Linked DNA regions of Homo sapiens: regions 1 and 3 are each linked to region 2. The links are chromatin loops, found by intact Hi-C in ENCODE. Cell type or tissue: OCI-LY7. All regions are shown on one strand.

What was found. A loop is a pair of places that touch in the nucleus more often than their neighbours do. Peaks named below come from ENCODE experiments on the same cell type or tissue, not always from the same donor. Only the 100,000 strongest peaks of a DNase experiment are listed, where the experiment ranks them.
Region 1: it touches region 2 in a loop (6-fold over the local background); 5 of 110 quality-filtered maps call a loop at or near these places.
Region 3: a loop joins it to region 2, with 4 times the contacts of the local background. A loop is called at or near these places in 2 of 110 quality-filtered maps.

The regions. Positions count from the first base shown.
Region 1 is chr6:106,970,158-106,978,157 of GRCh38, reverse strand. It overlaps CD24 (CD24 molecule), which reads left to right and starts at 3,429. Exons shown (of 2, transcript NM_001359084.1): 1 at 3,429-3,580; 2 at 6,324-8,000. The coding sequence starts at 3,512. The coding sequence ends at 6,497. RefSeq lists silencers at 2,668-2,887, 2,928-3,077. In OCI-LY7, CTCF peaks have their summits at 2,545 and 2,746; DNase peaks (open chromatin) are centred at 2,797, 3,067, 3,357, 4,227 and 4 weaker places; H3K4me3 peaks cover 5,019 bases; H3K27ac peaks cover 4,492 bases.
Region 2 is chr6:106,505,993-106,513,992 of GRCh38, reverse strand. It overlaps CRYBG1 (crystallin beta-gamma domain containing 1), which reads right to left. Exons shown (of 22, transcript NM_001371242.2): 3 at 954-2,563. Among named protein-coding and RNA genes, the nearest start is that of RTN4IP1, 120 kb to the left of the region's middle. RefSeq lists a silencer at 1,169-1,438 and enhancers at 1,559-1,718, 1,729-1,798, 1,850-2,808, 3,731-3,790, 3,536-4,141 and 1 more. In OCI-LY7, CTCF peaks have their summits at 1,527, 3,135, 3,335 (motif pointing left) and 4,518; DNase peaks (open chromatin) are centred at 1,512, 1,792, 3,262, 4,422 and 4 weaker places; H3K4me3 peaks cover 4,831 bases; H3K27ac peaks cover 4,944 bases.
Region 3 is chr6:106,695,136-106,703,135 of GRCh38, reverse strand. It overlaps LINC02526 (long intergenic non-protein coding RNA 2526), which reads right to left and starts at 7,651. Exons shown (of 3, transcript NR_149100.1): 1 at 7,462-7,651; 2 at 6,736-6,861; 3 at 3,142-3,294. LOC105377927 (a long non-coding RNA gene) reads right to left here and starts at 244. Exons shown (of 4, transcript XR_942841.3): 1 at 135-244; 2 at 1-45. In OCI-LY7, CTCF peaks have their summits at 3,273 and 3,475; DNase peaks (open chromatin) are centred at 365, 875, 1,295 and 3,525; H3K4me3 peaks cover 2,037 bases; H3K27ac peaks cover 3,760 bases.

The DNA of each region.
Region 1 (8,000 bases), 460 kb before region 2:
ACTATCTCATGAAAGCTATGAAAACTGAAAGTTATAACTTTCCACACATACATCAATTTATGCAATCAATCTGTTTCAAAATCATTCTATACCACACTTTCTCTATAAAATGGAAATTGGCCATGTGTCTCAACAAAAAGTTCAGGATAACTGGTAAGAGTCTCAATTTGTTAGTGGCGTGAGTTATTATTGGCTAAGGTTTTTTTTTTTTTTTTTGAGACAGAGTCTTGCTCTGTCATCCAGGCTGGAGTGCAGTGGCACGATCTTGGGTCACTGCAACCTCCGCCTTCTGGGTTCAAGCGATTCTCCTGCCTCAGCCTCCCGAGTAGCTGGGACTACAGGCGTGTGCCACCATGCCCAGGTAATTTTTTGTATTTTTAGTAGAGACGGGGTTTCATCATGTTAGCCAGGATGGTCTCGATCTCCTGACCATGTGATCTGCCTGCCTCGGCCTCCCAAAGTGCTGGGATTATAGGCGTGAGCCACTGCACCCAGCCGTGGCTCAGGTTTTATTAGCAAACAAACTATGAAAAACCAGGAGAAGTGGATAAAGAATAGGAAGAAAGAATCACAAGCCAAAAGAACTGCAAAGGAAAAATCAGGCAGTTTTCTTGAGTTTCTAGCTGTACAGGAAAAGGGTAGGGTGGAGACCTGTAAAGAGAAGTATCTTACCTGTGTTGGGCCTCCAGTTGTCAAAGTCCTGGGCAACACCCCCGGTAGGATGCCCAGGGGGAACTCCTGGGCAGAGGTGAAGGGCTTTGCTACGTGAATTATCCAGTCTCATTAGCTGGTGATGAAATGGTTCACAAAGCACAGATTCTGAGTGCCTTGCCAGTTTTGGGAATTATTTGGAGACTGATATTCTTTCACGTATCACACAGTGGCAGAGAAGGTAATTACCTTCTGGTTGCTGGCACCTTCAGTGGAAGAGCAAATATTAAGTGAGAGCTACTACTCTGAGGCAGGCAGTATTCTAACACTTATATATACAATAACTCTTTAATAACTAATTAGTAATGATGTTATTATCTCCATTTTATAGATGAAGGAACTGAGGCTTTTTGTCTCCAGCAAAATTAGCAGAGCCACGGTTTGAACTCTGGCAGTCTGTCTTTAGAGGCTGTCTTATCCTAGGAATACCACCAGTTAGTTCAACAAGCAGCTTGTGGAGGACATAGTATGTTCCTTGCCTTGGAACCCGGCACTCCTGAGTCACAAACAGTCCATTTTTTTCACCCGGAAAAGGAATGGAGAAGCTGGGCCAGACTATTTCTTTTTTCTTTTTTTTTTGAGACAGAGTTTTGCTCTTGTTGCCCAGGCTGGAATGCAATGGCCTGATCTCTGCTCACTGCAACCTCCACCTCTCAGGTTCAAGCTATTCTCCTGCCTCAGCCTCCCAAGTAGCTGGGATTACAGGTATGAGCAACCATGCATGGCTAATTTTGGATTTTTAGTAGAGACTAAATTTTAGTAGAGACTAGATTTTAGGTTTCACCATGTTGGTCAGGTTGGTCTGGAACTCCTGACCTCAGGTGATCAGCCCTCCTCAGCCTCCTAAAGTGCTGGGATTATAGGTGTGAGCCACCACGCCCGGCCAAAGTATTTCTATATAATGTGGTACACTGTTAAACAGGAAAGTCCACTGGTGCTCGACAGAAATTCTTGTGTTCCCAAGCACATCTTAAACGTGCTTGGAAAGTTACTGAGCTAAAGTGACTGACCTTGAAGGCACAAACCAATTCAGTCACTATTCAGTCAACAAACCTACTGCAGATTTCATTGTCACTTTGCTTCCCTGAAACTTACTTTGTTTTAATGAGACTGCCACGCAAAAGTGAAATTTAGACAAATTTAGAATCTTACTACTCTGTGGTTTACTTTAAAGACCGAAAAATGCTTGGGCTAAACCTTAAATAAAAGTATTAAGTCTTGCAATTAAAAATTGAACCAAAAATACTAACGAGAGTGTTCTGCAAAACTGAAATTTAAACAAATTTACAACCATACTAGGTTTGGTCTCTGCTGTTTGCTTTAAAGACTGAAAAACACTTGGGCTAAACCTTCAATAAAAAGATTAAGTCTTGCAATTAAAATTTAAACTCAAAATACTCCACCAGTAAAATTACTTCAACTTTTGTTGTATGCTTGAAAGTTTTCACAATAAGATGGATAGGAAAAAAGTATTCCACCAAAATCTAAAGAGTGATGACGAATCTCCTCTTTGTGCCGGTTCATTAAATTGCCTAATGGCAACTACGGATAAGTAAATGCCTTTATCTCGAACGGTTCTGCTCTTTAAACGAATGACGGGCAACAGAGACCGAAAAAGTGTATCCCCAGGAATTCGAGAGGGACGGTGAATTGTAGTGGGACCGCCAGGAGGGGAGGTTCCTGCCCCCGAGTAGAACCTGGGAGCAGAGCCGCTCGGGGAGGGCGGTGGGGGCTTCAGGGCCGCGGAGGGGGTCCCCTCAGGGTGGGCCGTCTCCTCCTCGCCCGCCGCAGGCAGGAGCGCGGGGGACCGAAACCCTGTAGTTTGCAGCGTCAGGCAGCGGGTCTGCGCCCAGCGAGCGGCTCCCCAGCTCCTGGGAAGATGCGGACCCGGGACGCCCCCGTGAGCTCACTGCGCCTGGCTGACACGAGGCGCTCACAGAACAAAGCAAGGGCTTCGGGGAGGGCGCGGCCGCGGGGCCGAGCGCGCAGATCGCTCCGGACCCGGACACCGCCTGCGAGGAGCGCCGACCAGCCGGGAAGGGTTCGCGCTAGGCGGCGCCCGGGTCCCGTCGGCCAGGGTGAGCGTCCGGCCCGCGTCCGCGCCACGCCCGCCGCGTTCCCCTTTCCTCTGCGGCGGGCCGAGAGATAACCCTGCCCGAGGGGTCCCGGCGCCCGCCCCCCACGCGGTCGCACTGGAATTCGCAGCCCCTCTCGGGTCCCCGGGGCGCATTTTGCAGTCTGAGTGGCAATGCACTTGCTCCAGGACAGGCGGCTACCCCGCCGCAGCGGAGGCGCGGACTTTTCTTTTGGGGGGTAAGATGGCAGGTCCCGGGAAACAAAGGAAACTTGGGCCCGGCCCCCAGCGCGGCGTGTGTGGCTCGCGTGTGTGCCCCGGGTCCTGTGCCGGAGGCGCTGGGCGCCTGTGCCAGCCTGCCCGCAGCCCGCAGCCGGCGCGGGGATACCAGCCGGGTACCAGCAGCCGGCGGCGCCCGCCCACCTGCAGCGGCGCCCGCCCGGGGGGCTCCCGGCCCGCGAGGGCCGGAGCGGCGGTGGCAGTGGCGGCGGCGGCGGGGGCGCTGGGGAACCCGGAGCGGGGCGGGGAAGGCGGGGAGGCGGCGGGCGGCGGCGGAGGGGAGCCGGGGTGGGCGGGCGGCGCCACGTCACGGCTATTGTGGCTTTCCTGGTATATAAGGTCTCGCCGGCTCGCCGCGCTCCCCACCTTGCCTGCGCCCGCCCGGAGCCAGCGGTTCTCCAAGCACCCAGCATCCTGCTAGACGCGCCGCGCACCGACGGAGGGGACATGGGCAGAGCAATGGTGGCCAGGCTCGGGCTGGGGCTGCTGCTGCTGGCACTGCTCCTACCCACGCAGGTGAGGCCCTGGCGCCCGGCGGGGCTCGAGGGCCGTTCCCGGGGTGGGGGCAGGGGAGATGGACCCGGTCCCGGGGGACCGTCCTGCGCTCCTGCCTCGGGCCACGGACAGGGACCGGGAGAGAATCTTGCTTAGCTGACCAGGGGAGAGGGCCATGTGGACCCCATTTTTCCATTCCCTTGCGTGCTGCCCCCCCTCCTCCCACGGCCCTGGGAACAATGCAGCTCCGCGTGCGGGCTGAGAGGACCCTGCCCCACCCCAGGTTCCACGCTGTCCCTTCCCAGGCAGCCAGGTGACTACTTCCCACTTTCACCCAGAGGCCCGAGGTGCCTGCAGGGATTAGCGCCTGGAGAGCTCGGGCTCCCTGGGGACGTTGTCCCTGGGTCCCTGAGGACTCGCTTTCCCCTAGGAATGTCTTCGCGCTCCCCGCGCTCTACACAAAGAGAGGCGACGGTCCCTTTCGGGGAGGGCGGCTCACGCCCATCCTCCACCCTCGGAGTTGGATTGGGTATCCCGGAGAAGCTACGGCTATCTGGCCCTTTTTAAACAAACCCCGGTTCCGGGCTGAAGCCGAGGCGGGGACCCTCTCCTGACGCTGCGCTCTCTGCGAGGCAACCTTTCACGTCCATCGCTTGTCATCTTAGGATCCCCATGTTATTTTAGCCCAGATTGGCTAGTTCTGGGGAGGCAGCATGGTGGGACGATTCTGTCCCGAGTCCCCGCCAGGCTTTGTTCGGGTCGCCGCTACCAGCGCGGTCTCCCTAGATCCTCCATCCGGGGAACCTCGCCCCGGGTGCGGGTACCCGGGGCCGCGCAGCGCTGCCTCGAGGGTGTATGGATGCACCGCGCCGGCGAGAGAGACCGGGGGCTGGGCCTGGGAGACCCTAGCGGGGGCGGGGGCGAAGAAGGTACGTTTGTTTGGGTCAGTTCGGGTTTGGAGGATGGGAGTGACGGCTCTCCAGCGCCTTCGATTGGGGTTAATCGAGGACTGTCACTGGGGCTTCTCCCCCAAAGTTGGGCGCGCTGCGTCCTCCGTCCCCAGACATCGAAAGTCCGGGCTCACCTGGGAGTGCAGCCTGAGTGTGGAACGCGCTTCCCCACCGCTGGCGGGGTAACCGTACCCTATTGTCTTCCTCCCAGTCCGCTGCGCTCCCGAGCCTTCCTCAATTCTTTGATGGGGGAGGGGCGCGGCTGCGAGAAACCGGCCCCCTCCACTCCCCGCCCCATCTTCTCTCCGACCAGATTTTTTTCCTCCAACATTGTAAGTGAGAAGTTTTAATAATGCGAATAAATCTAGCTTGGGAGAGAAAATTTTGTTTAGTGTCAGTTTAATAAACATAATTTTTTTGTTGGTGTAGAGGATCTTTAGATCCTCAGATTGATACACCAGGTTTTAAAAAGAAAACATCACCTGCTGCAGTAAAACTCATTGCATGAATAAAGAACAGGTTACTTTGCGGGATCCCAAACAAGGTGTCCAAAACAGGCACCCTGTTTTAAGTAAATTACCATATTAATGCTTTTCTTTATTGGGAGTGCCGTTTCCTGATGGGACACACTAAATCTTGCACACAGTAGGTGCCCGATAAATAAATTTGACTTGATCAAGATTTTTTTGTTGTTGTCACTAATCTATTTTGGATAGGATTTGTACATTTCTGTAGTCAATATTTGTTTAATGACCTTATGGATTTTACAACAAAAGGAGCTGGTGCTGATGTAGGAGGGCTTTATCTTTGGATTAATAGGCAGCCAAATGTACACGGGGCCCAGACTCTTGCCTGGTGCCACGTCCTCCCTCCAGCCTGTAATCAGAAGCTCTTGTAAACCCTCCCTTGCAGTGAGGGCTGAAAACTCCGATCTGCCTTTGTTCCATGACAAAGGAGAGATTATCACGTGCCCTACTGGACTGTGCATTTCGTGGCTTGAAAAATCAGTGGTGAATGATGCCACTCAGACGCTGGGACACTGGGAGAACCTTGGTTCTTGGCCACAGCAATGAGCTTGGCGACCAGTGAGGCTGCTGCTGGTGAAACTTAACACCATAACCTCTCGTTGTCTTTTGTGAAATCGTTCCGACTTCATGGTGTTTTCTTGAAGTCATTCTGCCTTAAAGGAAAAACTCATTTTCTTTTTCAATTTAACACAAATATTGTGGCCATTTTTTAGAAGAGTTACTATTTCAAATTTCAAGGGAGAAGATAAGACTGCATTTCCCCCTTAAGGAAAAGGCTAAGTTACCAAGGCTGTATTAAATTGAGTATGTGAAAGTTACCTAGCAAATCCAGGATAGACAGTGACCCAATGAATTCTAGTTCCATAAGTCTCAGTTACAATATTTAAAAATCCCCATTTTTTTGTGCAACTTTAAAATCTCCCCCTTTCTGGGAAAATAGACCTTATTGCAATGCCATTAAGTCAATATAATCTTGGAAACTGAATTAGTTAACCTGGTCCTTTTTTCCTTTGCAAAGAAATAAAAACAGGAGTTATAGTTATTGAATAACTTTTTTGTTCTTGTTGCCACTTGGCATTTTTGAGGCATCTCTAGGTAGTTTGTTTTGAAACTAAAGAGAATGACCTTGGTGGGTTGAGCAAGAATTCAGAAGTTAATGATGTTGGGTAAGAGAACAATGGTAAGAGAGCAATCTAAGAATATATCACCTACTTTAATTTTATATGAGAGTACATGGAGGTAGCTGTGATGTGGAAATGTATCCATGTAACTTTTTATGTATTTTAGATTTATTCCAGTGAAACAACAACTGGAACTTCAAGTAACTCCTCCCAGAGTACTTCCAACTCTGGGTTGGCCCCAAATCCAACTAATGCCACCACCAAGGCGGCTGGTGGTGCCCTGCAGTCAACAGCCAGTCTCTTCGTGGTCTCACTCTCTCTTCTGCATCTCTACTCTTAAGAGACTCAGGCCAAGAAACGTCTTCTAAATTTCCCCATCTTCTAAACCCAATCCAAATGGCGTCTGGAAGTCCAATGTGGCAAGGAAAAACAGGTCTTCATCGAATCTACTAATTCCACACCTTTTATTGACACAGAAAATGTTGAGAATCCCAAATTTGATTGATTTGAAGAACATGTGAGAGGTTTGACTAGATGATGGATGCCAATATTAAATCTGCTGGAGTTTCATGTACAAGATGAAGGAGAGGCAACATCCAAAATAGTTAAGACATGATTTCCTTGAATGTGGCTTGAGAAATATGGACACTTAATACTACCTTGAAAATAAGAATAGAAATAAAGGATGGGATTGTGGAATGGAGATTCAGTTTTCATTTGGTTCATTAATTCTATAAGGCCATAAAACAGGTAATATAAAAAGCTTCCATGATTCTATTTATATGTACATGAGAAGGAACTTCCAGGTGTTACTGTAATTCCTCAACGTATTGTTTCGACAGCACTAATTTAATGCCGATATACTCTAGATGAAGTTTTACATTGTTGAGCTATTGCTGTTCTCTTGGGAACTGAACTCACTTTCCTCCTGAGGCTTTGGATTTGACATTGCATTTGACCTTTTATGTAGTAATTGACATGTGCCAGGGCAATGATGAATGAGAATCTACCCCCAGATCCAAGCATCCTGAGCAACTCTTGATTATCCATATTGAGTCAAATGGTAGGCATTTCCTATCACCTGTTTCCATTCAACAAGAGCACTACATTCATTTAGCTAAACGGATTCCAAAGAGTAGAATTGCATTGACCACGACTAATTTCAAAATGCTTTTTATTATTATTATTTTTTAGACAGTCTCACTTTGTCGCCCAGGCCGGAGTGCAGTGGTGCGATCTCAGATCAGTGTACCATTTGCCTCCCGGGCTCAAGCGATTCTCCTGCCTCAGCCTCCCAAGTAGCTGGGATTACAGGCACCTGCCACCATGCCCGGCTAATTTTTGTAATTTTAGTAGAGACAGGGTTTCACCATGTTGCCCAGGCTGGTTTCGAACTCCTGACCTCAGGTGATCCACCCGCCTCGGCCTCCCAAAGTGCTGGGATTACAGGCTTGAGCCCCCGCGCCCAGCCATCAAAATGCTTTTTATTTCTGCATATGTTGAATACTTTTTACAATTTAAAAAAATGATCTGTTTTGAAGGCAAAATTGCAAATCTTGAAATTAAGAAGGCAAAAATGTAAAGGAGTCAAAACTATAAATCAAGTATTTGGGAAGTGAAGACTGGAAGCTAATTTGCATTAAATTCACAAACTTTTATACTCTTTCTGTATATACATTTTTTTTCTTTAAAAAACAACTATGGATCAGAATAGCCACATTTAGAACACTTTTTGTTATCAGTCAATATTTTTAGATAGTTAGAACCTGGTCCTAAGCCTAAAAGTGGGCTTGATTCTGCAGTAAATCTTTTACAACTGCCTCGACACACATAAACCTTTTTA
Region 2 (8,000 bases):
GGCTATAAAAATTTCAGGGCAATATCCTGAGTCACAGTTGTAGGGTTTTTTTCCCCCACAGTGACTAGCACAATATCTTGCACAGAAAGTATTAAATAAATTACTTGTGAAATGAATAAACTTAACAGCAAGTAGTCACAGTTGTTTTGTGCTTTCATGCAGCACAAGGAGGAAGAAGCAACCAAGATACATAAATTAGGGACTTTTTGAAAAAGGCTTAGGCCAATAATGCACTAAGTTCCATAAAATGTTTTGGAATTATCTTAAACTCACACCTGTCACAGCTGCTTTCATGTAGCAAATAATCTTCCAGTAAGAACACTGATCTTTATTTCAGTAACTGAAAACTACTTTTCAGCCTGGGTCCAAAAGTATCACCAGACTCCCTAACATTATAAAGGGGAAGAAGCAACCAAGATACTTGTATTAGGAACTTTTCTTGTGTGTTTTTAAGCTTTTTGCCAATAAATGCACTGAGTGCCATAAAAGGTTCTGCAAATTCTCTTAAAACTCACACATGTCAAAGCTACTGGATCGTATTTAACATGTTACTGTTTGCTCCATATTTTGAAATTCACAGCACATGCATTTTAAGAACATCCCACCTTGGAACACCCTTGTACATTTTGAATAAAGAATAGAATCAGCTCATGTCAGGCCATGAGGTCTTATCTCTCATCTACATAAACGTTGAGCTTCAACGGATATCCTATTTTTACATTCGTTAAACTTAAATCTTGTGTTAAAAAGGGAATTAACTGAGGAGGCTGCCACAGGTGTCATCTTAAATCTTGACTGTGTAAACTGGCCCTTCACTATCTTAAGTTCAGCATGGAGGGGAAAGTTCAGTGACCAGACGTTTCTTCCACAATGCAGATACCCCGAGCCTCTCAGAGCGGACCCCCAGCACGTGTGCGGACAGCAACTCGGCCGGGACTTGCGCGGCTACTTACAGGGTCACTTTAGTGGTCACTGTCGACCTGCCCACGCCGAAATGGTTCCTGGGCTTCAAGCCGTCGGCGTCAGAAGCTCCAGGCGCTCCGGCCGCTCTGCCCAGCTCTCTGCTTCGACCTCCCTCTGCCCGGCCGTTGAAGTGGTTGGGGAGCGGGCCCCTCTTGTGCTCGGGCTTGATCTCCGGCAGCAGCGAGCTGCTCTTGACCGGGAGCTCGCGGGGGATGGCCCGCGCCGCCTCCTCCCCGCTCTCGGCCGCAGTGCCCTTGGTGACTGGGCTGGGATCGGGCACCCTCTTGGGTGGGGACTCCTTGGCGGGAGCCCGGGGGCCGCTGGCGGGCGGGGCGGGCACGGCCTCGAGGGCACGGCTCCTGCCCTTCCTCTTCGTGGGGGACGAAGCCGGGGGTGGCTGTTTGCTCCGGTCCGACTCCCCTCGGAGCTGCCCTTTGGTACCGGGGCTGGGCTTGGACTCTGGGCTCGCAGCGGAGGCAACGCCCCCGTCGAGGGCTGCCCGCGGAGATTTCACTTTCTTTTCCGCCGAGGCGTTATCGCTGGCCGCGTTTGGCGCCACCTCGTCGTCGAACACCGCGTCGTCCCTGGCAGCGCTCTCAGGGAGCTCGGCGTCCGCGCCGGGGGAGTCGGTGGATTTCTGCGACCCCCTCCGCCTCCCCGACCTACGGCCGCTGGACCTCTTCTCCATGTCGTCCCAGTCACCGCAATCTTCCGCTCTGGGAGTAATCACGACCGGCTCGTCCACTTGTGCCCCCTCAGTCTTACTCAAGTAGATGTCCAAAGTTAGCACCTTAGCAGGGTGGGCGTGACCCTTGGGGCGGGCTGTGCAGTCTGCCTGCGCGGAGCTGGCCGTGTGCGCTGCGCCCTCGGCCGGAGGCTCACCTGGCAAATCAGACGCGCCCTTGGGGGGCTGGCTGCGGGCGTTGCGGGGCCCCAGGGAGCCTTCTTCGGCACACACACTGGGGGCTCCGTTAGGGGCCTCGCCTAGTCCTCCCGCGGGCCGCTCCTGGGTGGGCGACCCTGGCGCACCCCTCACACCCAGGAAAGCCTCCTGTTCGTGGCCAGCACCTGGTGAAGCGTCCTCCCCCGGACTGCGGGCGGGCGTCTCTGCGTTCTCTTGCCTGGAGGAATTTCCCGGCGAGGAATGCAGCTGCTTGGCAGTGGTGGTGGCATCTGGGAAAGGCTCTCCCTCTGCCTCCAGAGGTTCTAATTGGGGTGAATCATTTTCATGGCACTGCTGCACAGCCACAGCCGCTGCACTGCTGCTCCAGCGAGGTGACAGCTCGGCGTCAGGGGGGGCTGCGGGGCCACCGCTCTCGGGGAGCTCGCCCTCTGCCTCTCGGGGATTCTCCCGCGGGGAGCCCTCCTCGCTTGTGTCCGTTTGCTTCAGTTGGCTGCTCTGAGATCTGCTCCTCTCACTCTCTCTCTCTGGGAGCTTAGGAGAGGCTACCACATCTTTGGGAGAGAGTGGTTTGGCATTTGATCTGGTGGGACTCTCTAACCCGTTTCTACTGTTTCTTCTCCTTCCTGCAGTGAATAGAGTGCCAAGTTTCCCCAAAACTGGCTTCCTTCTGTTGTCTTCTGGAGGTTGTGCTCTGGACTGAAAAATAAAAGGGATGAGGAGGGAACATATGAGAATCTGGTGTTTTTCCCCTTAGACGTACATTACAGAACCACCAGCCAAAATGATAACAGACCAGAGTTTCTAATTGAAAATGATAAAGTTATGTTTATGTTACATTCATTCCAACAAAATAAACTCTGGTTTTACTTTTGAATTTTGCTTAAACACCTTAAGTTTCTGGCAGTAGTCAGAATAGCATTTTCTTTGAATTATAATTCTTGTTTTTTAAAGGAAAATTTGAACGGTCCAAATAATCACATATACAAAATAAATAGTTCCTTGCCCTCTCTAGGTTTTTTACCTTCTTCCTCAATAAAGATGCAATTTATAAACAGCCGTGCATGTGACCATGGGGCAGCAGTAAACACACTAAAGTATCCTAAGGCGGACTTTTTCCCGAAACACCGCCCATTCTTTTTGTAGGAGGGAAGGAGGACGAAGAAAAAAAACCAGTCCTAGCAGCCTTCTCCTCCAGAACAGTAAGAAGCCACCTGGGTTCAACATCTAGTACTTGCAACATGAAAACCTTAAGCAAGCTCGGAGGAAGCAAGCACCTGGGCCCCGCCTTAGCCGGAGCTCCAATGGGAGGAGCGCGCGAGCGTTCAAACACCCGAGTGATCCCGCGGCTGCAGAGCGCATCGGAAAGGCTTTTGCCTGTGGGAGTTCCTACCATGTGAACACGGAGGAGTGCGTGGGGGTAGCGGGCGAGGTTGCAGGGGTGACCGCCTTTGCTCACCGCCCCCTAGAGCCGAGGAGGTGTGGCTGAAGGATGCGCTTGGGACTCTGCCTACTCCGCCCCGGGACCCGTTCCTCGCCACACGTGTGGTTCCGGGGTCGCACGGCTGGAGCCCCAGGGGCCGGCCCACCTATGCGAGGGTGCCGGGCCGCCTGCGAATGATCCGCAGCGCTCCCAGGAAGGGGGAAAACCTGGGCTTCTTATATCTCCTGGAGCAAAACGGCTAGCATCCAGTGCCCGCGCCAGAAGGCGGGAGGGAGCGCAGAACAAACCAATAAAAGCAAACCCGCCAATGGGCGCGGTGGCGCTCCGGGGTTTGCCAGAGTGGGGACTGGGTAGGTGCGGGGCATAGAGGTGGGCAGGAAGAGGAGGAGGCGAGCCTGGGAAAGCGGGGGAGCAGGGGCGGCGAGCCCAGCCTGGCTCCTAGGAGAGGGAAGTGTATTTGCGTAAGGACTCCTCTGAAACCAGGCCAAACGTGCGGCTACTGTATTTCTTAAGAATCAACTTTTAAACATTCAAAACCTAGGTGCTAGCTTGAGTCCTGGCGACGCAGGAAAGAGCCCCACCTTTCCTGGAAAAGGAACATTCAGGACAGTACCGACTACGGGGAGGTTCCCCAATCACCCTTTGAAGCTCCATTGCGTTTGAGTTACATGCAGCAAATGGACTTTGGCGATGGGAAATAGGAAAGATAACGCATGAAATTAACAGGTCAACAAGCATTTGTTGAGACAGTCCTGGTACTGTAACATAGTGTCACCCCGCTACAGCCCAGTAAGGTCATGCTGTTACCACACAGATGAGGAAAGGAAGCTCAGCCAGCCTATAAAGAGACACAAAATTGGGGTGGGGGGGAGAGGCGGTCAGAGCAGTAAAGTCAGAATTCAAATCCAAGTCGCCTCCTGCCCACCCCATGCTCCTTCCATTCAGCCACAGGGGCCCCTTTCAGAGGCCGCGGAGGTTCTGCCGCCACCCGAGAACCACAGTCGGCCCAGAGGAACAGACTACGGGTCACCCACCCCCCAGAGTCAGCTCCCGGGGAAGTGCGCATGAATCAGATTTGCTCTCAAGGTTCTAAGACTCTCCTGGTCTTAGAAGCGCCTGGTGGGCGCTTTGGGACTAGACAGCTGCTGCTGCTGCGATGAACCAATGGTGCAGCCGCTCGGAGCTCTTGTACCCGACGTCATACGATTTTAAAATCTAACCAGATTTTGATTAATCCGATTCTTCAATGGTTATATAAATAATATAGGAAGAATTCGAAGTATGATTTAAGGGAAAAAATTAAAATATTGTAACTTCCTAAGGAAACATTTGGATTATTTTACAAGTCAAAGGTATGACATGATTTTTAAATCATAATACATGTTTACTGAGCTATCCTTATGGGTCAGGCCCTTGTGATTCACACACTTTCATTTTATCTTCCCAACAGCTAGGTAGGTAGTCTTTTTTTAGTGCCCGTTTGTCCAAGGTCCCACCACAGGTAAAGTCTGACTCTGACATAGAGCTCTGTGTCTCTGCTGTCTGGACAGGCCTTCAAACGTATCTTGAAGTAGTAGCCAGGGAAAATAGGTTTGAGTCTTGGCTTAATTCCATTCCCTGTCAAAATAAACCAACTAAGTATATGTATTACTCTGTCCTGCCAATGATGTTGCAATCTGCTTTTCCCATGCAGCAGACGCTTGATCAGCAAGCAGTCCTCTCTATGCTTAGTATAGGCATTAAAACAATTTTTTTTTTTTTTTTTTTGGCTATTAGATGCTTTTTACAAAACTGGTTGCTTGCTCTTCAACTTGGCTCAACTACTTGACTCCTCCCCCCCTCAGAGGGGCAGCCTGTTTATCACCAGCCAGACTGCTGAATTTCCTAAAAATACATGAATGTTCATAGTGGCTTCATTCATTCATAATAGCTAAAAACTGGAAACAGCTCAAAGTCACCGGACATGGCTTGTGAACAGATAAACAAATTGTGGTACATCTACACAGCAGAGTATTATTCAGCAATAAAAAAGGAACAGACTTCTGAAACATGTAAGGATATGGATGCTAAATGCTTTTGCAGACTCCAAATGTTACATACTGTATGGTTACATTTATATGACATTCTAGACAGTGCAAATCTAATCTATAATGATAGAAAGTAGGTCGGTGGTTGCCTGAGGGTGGGGTCAGTGGGTGGTAAGTGGTGGTGGTGCAACAGGGAAGAGGCACAAAGGAACGTTGAGGGTTAAAGTTCTATATCTTGATTGTGGTGATGGTTACACATGAGTACTTATCTTTCAAAACTCATCAAACTGTACATTTAAGATGGGTATATATAAATGAAGTTAAGATACAATCTCTTTAAAACAGAGTTTTCCCCCTGGGAAATAAAGAATAGAAATGCACTGTGTGGCACAATCCATCTGTCTTGGGTGCACATTTCACAGGGTCTCACTGTATTGACCAGCCTGGTGTGCAGTGGCACGATCACAGCTCACTGCAGCCTCAACCTCCTAGGCTCAAGTGATCCTTCCACCTCAGCTTCCCAAGTAGCTGAGACTATAGGCATGTGCCACCATGCCCAGCTAATTTTTAACTTTTTTGTAGAGAGTTTCACCATGTTGCCCAGGCTGGTATCAAAGTCTTGGGCTTAAGTGATCCTTCTGCCTCAGCCTTCCAAAGCGCTGGGATGATAGATGTGAGCCACCGTACCCAGCCACGTTATGCAGTTCTTAATGAGGGATCTCGTGTCATTTCAAATGATAGACTCGTTGACAGGGGAATGCAGTCTTCTCCCACGGGACCAGGTCCCTGTGGATATCCAAGATCATATCTCCAAACAGGATCATCTGAGCAGGGCTCAGAATGCCCCATACCTCCTGAGTAAAGTCCTCAGTCACATCTTTGAGGAACACCCCTTCCTAAATGCGATACGTATTTCTTTTCAACCAGGAATTGTTTCTTTCCATTGTTCAGGGGGAAACTAAGGCAAATGGAGACAAAAAACTAGCTGGCCTGGGAGTTGTCAGAGAGGGACCTTCTTAGGTTTGAGCCTTTGGGTCTGGGGTCTTAAACCTAGGATGGGAAGCCACAGACCCACCACCTTTCCAGGCTTGATGATAATTTGCTAGGAAGGGGAGTGTTTTGCAAAGAGGCCATGAGTGACCATCAAGTTTCTTCATGCTTCCTCAGATTCCTCTGCCCCTGACTTTCCCACAGGCCTGGGCAGGGTCCTGAGGGTTCCCAGGCTGGGTGTTCTCAGAGCACATGCAATCCTGGGTCCTCCTTTGTATTTACCTTTTTACTGTGTATTTTCTGCCCACCTTACTTAAGGCAGCCTGCACACCTTACAGTGCAGAACCTGCACTTGGCACCCTTCCATCATCCATGTCCAACTGGGACGGAGCAGTCCACAACAGGACTATTGTAGAGGTGGCACATGGGTTGTGTGCTACGACCTGCTTTAGAGTGTTCTTGTTGGCTAATATGAAATGTGGCTCATTAGGGGCACATGTAACCATCCACGAGATCATATTCCAGCAGCGTGTAGAGGCCCAGGCAGCACTAGCTGCAGTGCTGTTAGGTGATTCTCAACCTTCGTGGTGTGGCAGCGCCTACTATATATACTACTATATATTCCTACTATTACCACTTAGTAAATGTTACCTTGTAACATTTGCTACCCATTAGTTAAGGAGATAATGTAAATGGTAGAGTTTTTTTGAAACTGTTCTGGTTCTGAAGCTGGCCGAATCATGAATTTTTCTTTTTTTCCTTGCTTAAATAAATTCTGCTAAATTTGACTATCTAAGGGTTTTTCCTTTTTATAGTAACTATGGGAACAAAACTAAGTTTTTAAATTTTAATACAATTATGGGTCATTGACATTTGTTTTATGTTTATAATCTGTTTATATCTTTAAGAAATCTAGACTGGGTGCAGTGGCTCACACCTGTAATCCCAGCATTTTGGGAGGCCGAGGTGGGTGGATCACCTGAGGTCAGGAGTTCGAGACCAGCCTGGCCAATGTGGTGAAACCCCGTCTCTACTAAAAATACAAAAATTAGCTGGGCATGGTGGTGGTTGCTTGTAATCCCAGCTACTCAGGAGGCTGAAGCAGAAGAATTGCTTCAATCCAGGAGGCGGAGGTTGCAGTGAACTGAGATCACATCATTGTACTCCAGCCTGGCTGACGAGCGAAACTCCATCTCAAAAAAAAAAAAAAAAAAAAAAAAAGTGACAAGAAATCTAATAACATTTTGAGTAAAGTGATGTTTCTTATAAAAAATAAATAAATAAGTTTTCCTATGTTTCCCACCTTTTCATTCCCCAGTGAATGTAAGCTCCTTGAGAACAGGAAAAATGTTCTGTTGCCTTTCCAACAGCTAGCATGGGGGACTGACAGCTAGAGGTGGACATAAAGTATTTGCTGCTACTAAAGAATTAGTAACATCCCTCCTGCCTTTCAAAAAAGGAGTTGTCAATGCTCTTGGAGACAACTAGAAACATTGTTCTAAACAAATCAGAATGAAAATCTTATCTGCCTAAAACTTAGTGTGGTCAAGACTTGGCAGCTTTATTCTGCCAGAGTGAGGATTCCACGTGTTGATGGAGCTACCGGTGCACAGGTTTACTGCAGCCTCTCAGCCCAAATCTGACTCAGGAAAGTGGAACAAAATCTTGTTACATG
Region 3 (8,000 bases), 190 kb before region 2:
TGGAGAACCCTGTCCAGCCCAAATGCTGGAAAGCAGGGTTCATTTCTGAAATGACAAAGAACGGTTCATTGAAGGAGTAGCTTTCAAATAGCCAAACCAGCTAACTCTGGAGGGAGCTAGAACTAGGTTTTCACCCAGAAGTAGCAGCGGTTTGGCAGAATGGCGGCATTGAAGATGCAGGGTCAGAGTGAGGGGATTGTGCAGAAGCTAGCTGCGAGCCAGCCACCAGACAGACTCTTGAGGCAAAAGGAAGACTCTGAACCTATGATTTAACTGCGAAAACAGACTCTGGTTGGAAACACTGTCTGACAGAGCCCATGCCACGTGGAAAATATTAAACATTTCCTCTCTTGGCACCTGTTTCTAACAGACTGGAGTGTTGACTATTTTGCAACGATACATAAATTCGGTTTGTTAGTGAACTCCATGGAGAGTCCACATGCCCTGGCCAACGTGGCTTATCTCTTATTTAAACATGAAAAGAAAAGAAAGTGACTGAAAGATTGAGTTCACGGTGCTGTGCACACACAGGCAGGTGCTCTGTCATGCTTCACAGCACAGCACACAGGAAGCAAGAGAAGAAGGAACATAAAATACTGTAAAAAGCAACCAACAGACTTCACCCACAGTGATCAGCTGACCACCACTGGATTCATCTTAATTCCATAAACAGCAGTTGTAGAAATCAATTTAGAATACAAACTTACTCTTTAAATAAAAGCTAAGAAGTGAGAGTGATGATTGGGCTTACAATGGTTAAAGTCCCCAAATTGTAGAGTAGGTAATATGGCAAACCTTACTTCGTACTCCATCAAGAAATTGGTGAGGACCTAGTATGGGCTGCTGAGTAAAGACCGTATGTTGTGTGACAGTAGTCACAAAGCTAAGAGGCAGGCAGCTGCAGTCAGCCCAAAAGGGAGTAGCTATCAGGCTAAGGGCTCAGGCTAGGGTAGTGGAATTGTTAAGAGAGGTTACTCCACAATCAAAAAAGTTTAGGACATAACGGGTTAAACAAAGTTAAATGGGTCTCTTCTTTTATAGGCTAGGAATCTATAAGAGAAGATAACAGTACGGAGGGTTTCTCAAATATTTGACTGTAGCAGGTTTTTATTACAGAGCCCACGTTAGAAAAAACTGCTCTAAACTTCTTTATTTCATCTGCACCTACGTTGGGGAAGAAGGCTGTGGTCTCAGTGTGATTGTTTATAAGCAAACTTGGTTAGATTGGTAGGAAAAAGTTTGGTCACAACTAGATTAGTGAGTTTCTGAAATGGAAATTAAATTTCCTCAAGCCCTAAAACTGACTGTGACAAATGGTGACCTAGAGAGGATGCCCCTCCAGATGGGACTCAGGGTTGACCTTTTCTGGATATGCCTCACGCTGCAGGGCTTTAGACAAGACAAGATCTACCATCAGATACTAGTGTGTTTGTTTGTTTATTTGTTTTGTTTTTAAAGTGCTGTTTGCAACCTACCAAATTGATTTTATTAACCTTTAAGGGATTGCAATCTGTCATTTGAAAAACACTAAACTGTATCTAAACCTAAGCATATTGACATTCTTATACCCAGCCAGGCATGGTGGCTCATGCCTGTAATCCTAGCACTTTGGGAGGCTGAAGTGGGAGGATCACTTGAGCCCAGGAGCTTGAAACCAGCCTGGGAAACATAGGGAGACTTTGTCTCTACAAAAAAATTTAAACATTGGCCAATCATGGTGGTGCATGCCTGCAGTCCCAGCTATTCAAGAGGCTGAGGTGGCAGGATTGCGTGAGCCCAGGAGTTTGAGGCTGCAGTGAGCTGAGATCACACCACTGCACTCCAATCTGGGCGATAGAGCAAGAACTTGTCCCTAAAAAAAAAATTCTTAAATGCTTTTCCTCAAATAATTTGATGCTCGCTATTTTATGAGGTAAGAGAAGAGCAAAGGTGGGTTGGAGGAGCTTTAGTACCATGTCTTTCTTTCAGGAAAGGTAGTACCTAGGACCTTCTTCAGGCAATACAAGATCTGGACCAGACCCCTGGTTTTGAAAAAGAAGGGAGAACTGTGGTTAGAGTCGTTGCTAACATGTTGCTTTTAAATTTTAAATGTGATTTCATATTCTAATCTTATTCTGGAAGCAACTCACATCTATCTATTTCCTATGTTAGTTCTAATCAAGATCACAGATGAACTCCCAGATAACAGGATTGCTGTGGGTTTGGTCTGCAACACATTAGGTGGCTCTTAGGAGCAGGAAAAAGGAATATTTTTCTTTTCCATCTTGGATTAATGGCTGAGGCATTTATAACAAAAGACAGATTAACAAGAGAAAAGCATTAACATTTTCTGTGGCACAGCAGCCTTCAGGAATGAAGACCCAAAGAAAGGACTAAACCTGTGTATATTTTTTGTGTAAGTCATTGAAGAAGTGAATGCTTGTGGAGAAGTATGAATGGAAAAAGGGCATGTCCAATAGGAATTAACTGGGGAAAACTTAGTAAGGCCTGTTTGTTCAGATTCCTCTTTGTGTCCCTGTGTCTTCAGAAATAAGGAGCCTTCTTTGGTCTGGGTATGGGGAGGGCATCTCTGGAATGATGGCTTTATGACCTGCTTCAAGGGAGGTCATAAATACAGCAGGTAATTTGGCAAACCTTATTTCATATCTTCATCAACATTCAAGGGAGAAGGGCGAGGGGAAGGTGAGAGAGACCTTCCTGCTTCTGCCATTTTCTCCCATGCCAAGGTGCCATATTTGGGGCCAGTGTGTCCTGAACCCCATCACAGGCAATCACAGGGCAGGTAGGCTTATCTAAAGATGTTCTCTCCTTTCCCTCACAATTAGTGTCTTGATGTCAGCTCCTTGATACTGAGCCTGGCTGAGCTTCGGAAGAAAAGCAGACCCCCAGACCCAGGACCCCCATGGTCTCCTGCTGCATTGAGAAAGATTAATGGTTAAAAAATAGATGAAAAGATTCTCTTCATACCTTCCTACCATATCAGAGAGGCCTGAGCCTAAAAACCCTGGCCCCAACCCTGGGGTATGGTTTACAAGACCAGCCAGAGACCTTACCAGACCTCCTCATCCTCTGCTGTCCCAATGGCACTTCCAATGAATTTTTTTTTTAGCTAGCAATTGAATGTGATATTTTGCAAAGCACTGTGGTTTTTCAAACTTTATTTCAAGGGGTCTAGAAAATATTTTTATTTTCAGTTTTCTTTTTCCACTGTCTTTCTTCTCCGCTTGATTCACTTGATTTCCTTCTTAGTATTTTGTCCGTGAAATTCGTCAGTATTGTTCCTTGGATTAATATCTGAAATACAAAATGCAATCTTGTTTGGAAAATTAAAAGAAAACTATAAGTGTAGGTAATGGGGCTTGAGGAGCAGCGGGAGAGAAGAGGGGTAGCTGCAGGGGCTGGAGGGCCATAGTCCAGTGAGAATGGCAAATGATTTGATATAATTTCAAGACTAAAAAAATATAGATTTTTACCATCCTAAATCCATTTAACTGCTCAAATGATTATTGCTCCCCTGGTGTTTATAAAAAACATTGCAATGAAAGGAGACAGACTTACACAGACTTAAAGAGTTTTTAGAAACCATTAAACCCACTAAGTCTGTTTTTTTTTTTTTTTTTTCCCGATTGTTATGAATCCTAACTTAACCATTTCACTGTCTGCAGAAAAGGGACAGTGGCATTCTGTGGTCAAAGGGGTGGCTCTGGACACCACCTCTACATTCCTAGCTGTGCCAACAACTCTGTAGGTGATCAAGGGCAAGTCACCTCACCTTGCCAAGCCCGTTTCCTCCTTTTAAAATGGGAGGTCGGCCAGGCACGGTGGCTCATGCTTGTATCCCAGCACTTTGGGAGGCCGACGCGTGTGGATCACCTGAGGTCAGGAGTTCGAGACCAGCCTGGCCAACATGGTGAAACCCTGTCTCTACTAAAAATACAAAAATTAGCCGGGCATGGTGGCACACACCTGTAATCCCAGCTACTTGGGAGGCTGAGGCAGGAGAATTGCTTGGACCCGGGAGGCAGAGGCTGCAGTGAGCTGAGATCATGCCATTGCACTCTAGCCTGGGCAACAGAGCGAGATTTTGTCTCAAAAATAAATAAATAGGCTGGGCGCAGTGGTTCACACCTGTAATCCCAGCACTTTTGGAGGCCGAGCCCAGTGAATCACCTGAGGTTGGGAGTTTGAGACCAGCCTAACCAACACAGTGAAACCCCGTCTCTACTAAAAATAGAAAAAATTAGCCAGGCGTGGTGGCGCATGCCTGTAATCCCAGCTACTCGGGAGGCTGAGGCAGGAAAATCACTTGAACCTGGGAGGTGGAGAGCCAAGATCGCGCCACTGCACTCCAGCCTGCACAACAAGAGTGAAACTCCATCTCAAAAAAAAATAATAATAATAATAAATAAATAAATAAAAATAAAAAGTAAAATGGGGGATCATTCACAATTGTTCTCAGGGTATTGTCAGGATTAAATGAAACAATGTGTGATAAGCCCTCACTAAAAAGTCTGTCATATGGTGAATGCTCAATACATTTTATTTTGGAATGCTACATGAATAGAATTACTGCAAGTAAACCAAGATTCAGTCATTGGCAGAGAGTTGCATGAAAGCCCTGCAAGAGATGGAGATTGTAGGGGGAAAGTTCCCTGTAGGCCTTTTGCTCCATGTATTGAACACAGCAGATGTCAACCTGGAGTGATTTGCTCCCCAGGGGACATTTTCACACTAGTGTGTGTGTTGGTGGGAGTGGGAAGTGCTACTGGCATCTACTGGGTAGGGCCAGAGATGCTGCTTAACATCCTACATTGCACAGGACAGTCCCTGCAACAGAGTTATCTGGCCTCAAACGCCAACCGTGCAGAGGTGAGGACTAGCACAAGAGAACTAGCACAGTCCCTTTAGCCTCTTAGCTCCAGGAGTAATGCTTTCCTTTATGGCTAAAAAAAAAGTTGTAAATGGAGTTGAAACCTCCCTTGCAAAGATAATGACAATGAGAGAAGTCTAGCATGCCACCTCCATCTTGCTTCTAGACTCACAGGCTGGCTATCCTTGCTTAGTTGTGGGCACAGGCCAGGCTAACCACGGGAAGAATTTAGTTTATAATTTAACTTTGAAGCAAGGATGATAACAGTTCCTTCCTTAAACTGATCCCCTCCTTGTTCCGGGGCTGAAACCATCTTTGGTAAGACTAATGAAAGACCACAAGATTAGGATTATGAAGTTGAAACATTTCAAAATGATACAAAAATTGAATAGCCTTCTTGGTTTGGGGAGGGGGCGATGGCAGTATACAGAATACACTGACCTTGCCACTTTATGAGCAAAAGGTAGTTGTGGCTTACAAAAAAATGTTTCATAATATCCACAGGAAGTGAATAAAGATTCCCCTGCTGTCCCATTTGAATGCTATGCCACAGTTAGGAAGGTCAAAAAGTTTGATTATATGGCCACCTTTGTGGTAAGAATAGAGGTTCCAGTAAACTTCATAAAGTTGGTAGAAGTGGGTTCCATAAAATGTTTCAAAGTTGGAATGCCCCTCAGAGCACTGAAAATTTTGGTCATAGAGGGGAAACATCTGCAAGCACATGACTTTATGATGAGCATTATATTTTTCATGATCAGCATTATATTTTGAAGAGCTCCCCAACTGACCATGATATAATAACGATGTCTATCTTCAAAACACTTAGCACTAGAGAGAGACTTTAATGGAACCTGAAGACCTGTACAGCCAGAAAGAAATCTCCTTGACATCCACATGAGTGAAAAAGACAGCATGGAATAATGCTCAGTGTTGGGGAGAGCACTGATCCAGGAACCTGAAGATCCGACCAGCTTCTGACCGACTACATATGTGATCTCGGGCAGTCATCAAGCCCTTTAGTTCAGTCCCGTCAGTAAAATGAGGATGGATGTTGGCATCTGCTCTGTGTACCCCAGTGGGCTGTGAACATTTGCGAAAGCTTCACGAATCACTGACTAAACAACCAGTGTCTTACTATTCTTGTCAAAAGGTAATGAGAGTTAGAATCAAATTGTATCCTATTAAGGAAATATGTTTATAACCAAATTATTTCCTAAGAACTTCATGTTTCCTGGCATAGTCTTTCATTTCTCTCCTAACATAAAATCTGTCAGGAAATCTATGTTTCACTGGGTAGAAAGCTGCATATCCAGTAAACATATTTTATAATGTCTTATTTTATGGCCATCTCCTCTGGTCATCTAGACAGGATCTTTTGGAGGCGACCCTAGCCAGAAATCTTTTCATGGCAATGGAGAGAAACCCATCCAAGTTAGTACAAATGAAAGCTTGTTACAAAAACTAAATAGAAAGCAGCAGGTCATCTCACATGCATCCCAATCAAAGTAGAACCACTCTTCATATAAATCTCATCCCAAACCCACAAATGACAAAATCATCCCAGTCAATTCCCCCAAGCCCATATGACCTTACTGCTCCAGTACTCATCACTGATGTACTACAATTTCTTTCTTTTTTCTTTTTCTTTTTTTGAGATGTAGTCTTGCTCTGTCGCCCAGGCTGGAGTGCAGTGGCGCGATCTCAGCTCACTGCAACCTCCACCTCCTGGGTTCAAGCGATTCTCCTACCTCAGCTGCCTGAGTAGCTGGGATTACAGGCAGGCGCCATCATGCCTGGCTAATTTTTGTATTTTTAGTAGAGACAGGGTTTCACCATGTTGGTCAGGCTGGTCTGGAACTTCTCACCTCGTGATCCGCCCGCATCGGCTTCCCAAAGGGCTGGGTTTACAGGCATGAGCCACCACACCTGGCTGATATACTATAATTTCTGCATCTCTTAGTTTAACCTCTGTCCTTCCTTTATCTTCTTGCCTGCAAAACAGATGCCATTCTGTTGTCTCCACATCAGCTTCCTTTTTAGCACTTCAAGTTCAAAGTGCATATCACCAAAGCAATAGAGGGACAAGGACATTGGGAAGGGTACTTATACAGAACCACCTTTGGATAGGGTGCTTAACCGCTCAGTGCCGCAGTTTCCTCATCTGTAAAATAGGAATAACATTATTCCCAGCCACAGTGCCTGATCCATGATGCTCAGCATTGGCCATTGTCATTATTAATTTTAGGGATAGGTAAATGTATGAAACTGACCAAAAGCAGGCATAGAACTGCATAATCCAAACTACCAAATTCTAAAATAAGATGAGCTGTATTGAGCTTGTCAGGTACGTTTCCAATGTAGGTGACTTGGCCTCCGTCTTGAAGGAAGTGATGGAAATGACTTGGTGGAGAGAGGTGTTTTGGTTTTCAATGGCTATGTAACAACTCATCCCAAAATATAGTGGCTTAAAACAATAGTAATTATTTATTTACTCACAATTCTGCAATTGGGCAGGGCTTGGCAGGAATGGCTCACCTCTGCTGTACATGGCATCTATGAGCTGGACCATCCAAGGTGGACTTTTTACTTACATGATGGCATATCAGGTAACAGCTGGCCAGGCATCTCTTTCTGTGTGATCTCTCCACCTGGCTAGCTTGGGTTTTCTGTCATCATGACAGTCTCAGCATAGTCCGACTTCTTACAATGTGGCCAGCTTCCCCTAAATACAAGAGGAGAAGCTTCCTGATCTTGGTGCCTGGACTCAGGAGTCCCAGAAATAATTTTCACCACATTGTATGCATTGCTCAAAACAGTCACAGGGCCAGCCCAGCTTCAAGAGGAGAAGACTGTACAAGCGCATGAGTCTCAGGAGGTGTGGCTTACTGGGCTGCCCATGAAAGAGACGATGACAGGAGGTTAACACAGAAGCTTAGCTGCAGGAGATGGTACATGTGAAAATCAAAGCAAAGAAAACACACCAGGATCAGCCAAGATGAGCATGAGAATTGTGAAAAAGACTGCCCTGGCTGTTGTTTTGAGGGGTAGAAATAGAATCTGAGGGTTTATTCGAATCTAAGAGAGTTCTATCGTATCCCCTGTACTATAAGATTTAAAGGTTCAAACTATG